2 separate regions of the Homo sapiens genome follow, and region 1 is linked to region 2. A link is an interaction called in ENCODE POLR2A ChIA-PET data of the cell type or tissue named here. Cell type or tissue: GM12878. All regions are shown on one strand.

What was found. Peaks named below come from ENCODE experiments on the same cell type or tissue, not always from the same donor. Only the 100,000 strongest peaks of a DNase experiment are listed, where the experiment ranks them.
Region 1: POLR2A ChIA-PET joins it to region 2 with 6 read pairs; 1 of 35 experiments calls an interaction of 5 or more read pairs at or near these places.

Annotation. Positions count from the first base shown.
Region 1 is chr1:51,549,687-51,552,186 of GRCh38, reverse strand. All of the region lies in intron 1 of EPS15-AS1 (EPS15 antisense RNA 1), which reads right to left. It also overlaps a transcript of OSBPL9 not described here. Among named protein-coding and RNA genes, the nearest start is that of EPS15, 32 kb to the right of the region's middle. In GM12878, no CTCF peak of the experiment used is centred here; no DNase peak of the experiment used is centred here; H3K27ac peaks cover 423 bases.
Region 2 is chr1:51,242,021-51,244,520 of GRCh38, reverse strand. The region is part of intron 1 of RNF11 (ring finger protein 11); the gene reads right to left. Among named protein-coding and RNA genes, the nearest start is that of RNF11, 7.0 kb to the right of the region's middle. In GM12878, no CTCF peak of the experiment used is centred here; no DNase peak of the experiment used is centred here.

The DNA.
Region 1 (2,500 bases), 310 kb before region 2:
TATAAGGAAGTCTGAACCTCAGATCGCTCATCTAGAAAGTAGAACAAGTAACAAACCTCATAATTTGCTGTGAGGAATATACATAACGTGTGTAGATTGCCTATTATAGCACTGTGGTTAGCAAGGCAGTAGGCATTCAACAAATATTTGCTAAATTGGAACCAATTTTATTTACGAACAAACTAAACACACACACACACACACACACACACACACACATTTCTATTCACCCTACACATGCTGAAACTTTGTATGTAAATAAACACTATCCCGGAAATCTGAAGACTGTTGGAAGGCTGGACACGGTGTCTCACACCTGTAATCCCAGCACTCTGGAAGGCTGAGGTAGGTGGATCTCCTGAGCTTAGGAGTTCAAGACCAGCCTAAGCAACATAGTGAACCCCCATCCCTATGAAAAATACAAAAAAAAAAATTAGCCAGGTGTAGTGGCATGTGCCTGTAGTCCCAGCTACTCAGGAGGCTGAGGTGGGAGGACCCCTTGAGCCCAGGAGGCGGAGGTTGCATTGAGCCAAGATGACACCATTGCACTCCAGCTTGGATGACAGAGTAAGACCCTGTCTCAAAAAATAAATAAGTAAATAAATAAATAAATAAATAAATAAATGACTGTTGGAAGATGCCAGATATTTCTAAAGTTGGTTAACTTTGTTTATACTATCTGTAAATTATTTTGAAATTCTACATTCTAAACAGGACCTAAGAGAAGCAATGGAGAGAACTTTATGAAGAAATTGAAAAAAGAAAGCAGGCAGAAGAGGCCAAGAAGTAAAAGGAAACGGATGAAGAAAAGGAAGATGGCATTTGGGGAATTGAAGAAGAGGGAAATGAATTGGATCCCACTACAGAGCCAGGAAATGACAGGGAGATGCAGGAACATGATGCTGACAGAGTGTTTCTGGGTAAAAATGAGGAAGTCCTTGTTGACCAGAAGGGTGAACTGTAACTGGGATTGTGGAGGCAAATGTTAGGAGGAGAAATATTCATGAGGTTGGTACAATTTGGGGAGCAAAATAACTTACTTTTTTGAAATAAACTTTGGATTTGTATTTCCATCCCGCTCCCTTTGCTCTGTGTGACCTGGGGAAAGTCACACTGCCTCTTGGGGCTTCTGTTTCCTTATTAGTAGAAAGGGAGTGATCATTTCTGTTTTATGAGGTTGTAGGGATTAAATGAACTAATGTATGTAAAGTGCCTGATACAAATAGGTAGTCAAAAAATGGTTGCTATCACTACTATCATTATTATGGTGTTTATGAAATTAGTTATCAGTAAATAAACTTCTGTATAAACTTAATCCTCACTTTCAATTTATCCCAGGACACCCAAGGATTTTATTTTGTTTAAATGTATGGGGCCAGGCACAGTGGCTCTTGCCTGTAATCCCAGCACTTTGGGAGGCTAAGGTGGGTCGATCACCTGAGGTCAGGAGTTTAAGACCAGCCTGGCTAATGTGGTGAAACCCTGTCTCTACTAAAAATACAAAAAATTAGCTGGGCTTGGTGGCGGGCACCTGTAATTCCAGCTACTTGGGAGGCTGAGGCAGGAGCATTGCTTGAACCTGGGAGGCGAAAGTTGCAGTGGGCCGAGATCGCACAACTGCACTCCAGCCTGGGTAACAGAGCGAGACTCCGTCTCAAAAAATAAATAAAATAAAATAAAATAAAAACGTATGTATTAGTATTTACTGAGCAGTGCTGATGGTTATACTTGTGGACAGATGATGTTTTCCTCTTGCAGATGTATCAAGCACTTAACAACTAGATTTCCCCCTAACATAAGAAAAAATACTTTGTGAAAATCTATTTGCTTTTCTGCTGTTTTGTGCCCTAACTTTTAAATAATTGTCACTTGTTTGCAAGTTTGCTAGTCTCATATTTATTTTTTTCTGTACTACCTGCTCACGTGTCATCATGCACATTCTTGTAGCTCTTTATAGATTAGAAAGCACTTTGCCATAAATTTGTGGAGCTTCTACAATGTGCTCATCTAATCCTCATAGCAGCCATTGTAGAGGATACCATTCTTATCTTCATTTTACAGATGCGGAAACTGCTCAGAGTGGGTAAGTCACTTGCTCAAGGTTAAACAGCTAGTAAGGGACAGGACCAGTCTCTCAAGCTTGTCTGGTTTCGAAGTTTATACTTCCATAAAACAATAACCCTATAAATAACTCTAACAAAGCACTATAAAAGAAAACAGTTTATCCTTCCACTGCACCAGGCTGTGGAATGAGTGAGTGAATATCTATTACTATTGAATACATAAAGTAGGCAACCGACATTCCACATGGAAAAAAAATGCCTTTTTAAGTGCTTTTTGTTTTGTTTTGTTTTGAGACAGAGTCTTGCTCTGTTGCCCAGGCTGGAGTGCAGTGGCACAATCTCAGCTTACTGTAACCTCCACCTCCAGGGTTTAAGCCATCCTCCTGCCTCAGCCTCCCGAGTAGCTTGGGAGTACAGGCGTGTGCCACCACATCTGG
Region 2 (2,500 bases):
CAGCTACTCGGGACAGGCTGAGGCAGGAGAATGGCGTGAACCCGGGAGGCGGAGCTTGCAGTGAGCTGAGATCGCGCCACTGCACTCCAGCCTGGGTGACACAGCGAGACTTCGTCTCAAACAAACAAACAAAAAAAAAAACAAATTCAAAAAATATATAATGAAATTAACTTTCCCAAAGCTCAACGTACTTTATAAATTAGAAGTGATAGGCCAAACACTAAAGCACAGGATTCTGGGAATGCTTAATAGACACTAACAACCATACAATTGCACACTCTTACAGCAAAATGCTGATCATTACATTCACTAAAGTATAAGTGCGTGCTTTGTGAAAATTGTAGTTCTAGCAATGTGAAAATGAACCAGACTTGAATTCTAAAAGAGCAGATGTGACACTGTCACAAATAATTAAAATTAAAAGGGTAAAGTGTCTTAAGAATGGTGCATGAATAAAGGAGTTCAGATTAAGAAAAGTGTATGTAGGAGAAATCAGAATTCGTGGATTCTTGGCATTTGAACTGGGCCCTGGATATTAGAAATGAGACTGGGAAGGATTAAGGAAGAACATTCTGGGCAATGGATACAGAATGGGCAAAGACAGGAAAGCAGAAGACATACATGGAATACAGCAAACTGCTCAGTATGACTGGAGTATACAGGTTGTATAAAAGAAAGCACAAGGCTATGAAGAGCTGAAAAAGTATATGTAGAGCCAAATCATGACTTTGAATGCTAAGTCAGATATCTTCAGTGGTTAGTCCTAATAAAGAATCATTAAGGGCCGGGCGTGGTGGCTCACGCCTGTAATCCCAGCTCTTACGGAGGCCAAGGTGAGTGGATTACCTGAGGTTAGGAGTTGCACACCAGCCTGAGCAATATGGTGAAACCCCATTTCTATTAAAAATACAAAAATTAGCTGGGTGTGGTGGCGCATGCCTGTAATCCCAGCTACTCGGGAGGCTGAGGCAGGAGAATTGCTCGGACCCGGGAGGCGGAGGCTGCAGTGAGCTGAGGTGGCACCACTGCACTCCAGCCTGGGCAACAGAGTGAAGACTCTGTTTCAAAAAATAATAATAATAATAATAACAATCATTAAGGATTATGAGGCAAGTGATCTGATCCGGGATGAAATTTATCTGGCAACATGGTATAAAATGAATGAGGAGGAGACATCAATTATGTTGCTGTAAGAACTGATGAGGACAATTATGATGGTGACCTTACAAGGTAAGAAGTCACAGTTCTAATTTAGTCTATCATCAAATATTCACTGGGTGTCTACAATATGGAAGGTAACATTCTACTCCACTAAGATATCTTACAAGTTTAATGTATCATTCTCATTCTTGAGGAAACTGATGTGGAGAAACAACTGTTAAAGCAACAAAAGCTAATAAGGCAATATATGATTTCCAGATAAATGTTACAAACACAAAAAAACTGTACATGACAAATCAGCAGAGACAGGAAAAAAATGGTCAGTGAAGGCTTTATTAACAAAGGTGGAGTTAGTTGATCTGCCCCTCAATAAGAAGGCTGAACTTCTTGAGCATAAAGAAGGGGAGGGATAAAACTTCAAAAAGGTAAATTGTTAAAAGCTGAATAATTGTATAATAAGGCCTAGATACGTGAAATAAATTTGGAGATATTTTCCACCCAAATGTTAAACAAAATGCTAATAAAAAAACACAACCCTTTAATTATCTAAATTTAACTTCGTAAGTTATCAGGAAAATGAGGCATTAATATACCATTACAGGCAGGGCACAGTGACTCACATCCGTAATCCCAACACTGGGAGACATGGTGGGAGGATCACTTGAGCCCAGGAGTTCGAAACTAGCCTGGGCAAAGTGAGACTCCATCTCTAAAAAAAACAAGCCCATCCCCCACAAAACATTATAGCATTGCATGCTTAAAAATAAGCAGTACATTCTAGATTTTTTATAAGGAAGGGGGTTATTTTTAGTGCATTCTACAGGATAAACCAATCCTTTTAACAACAAAAGAGGGTTTTTGGTTTTGTTTGTTTTTTGTTTTTGTTTGGTATTTTAATAGAGATGGGGGTCTCACTTTGTTGCCCAGGCTGGTCTCGAATTCCTGGGGTCAAGTGATCCTCCTGCCTCTGCCACCTAAGTGCTGGGATGACAGGTGTGAGCCACTGTGCCCAGCCAAAAAAAAAAAAAAAAAAAGGTATCTTGAAGAAAGCTTTATGCAGACACAATTTGAAATATCCAAAATGTTACATTTTCTTATTTGTCAAAAAAGCTCCCCAAAACAATCTGATAAATTCTTTCCTTTTTCATATTTTACATGTAAGCGGCAGAGCCAGAATTTGAACACAGGACAATCTGACTCTAAAAGCAGAGCTATACTTGCATTCAATGCTATACAAACTTATTTTCTCAGGATTTTAAAATTTCAAATGTATCAATCAAAAAGTATAGGTCGGGGAAGAAGACTGGCGAATCTCAAACTATATAACTACTGCAAAATT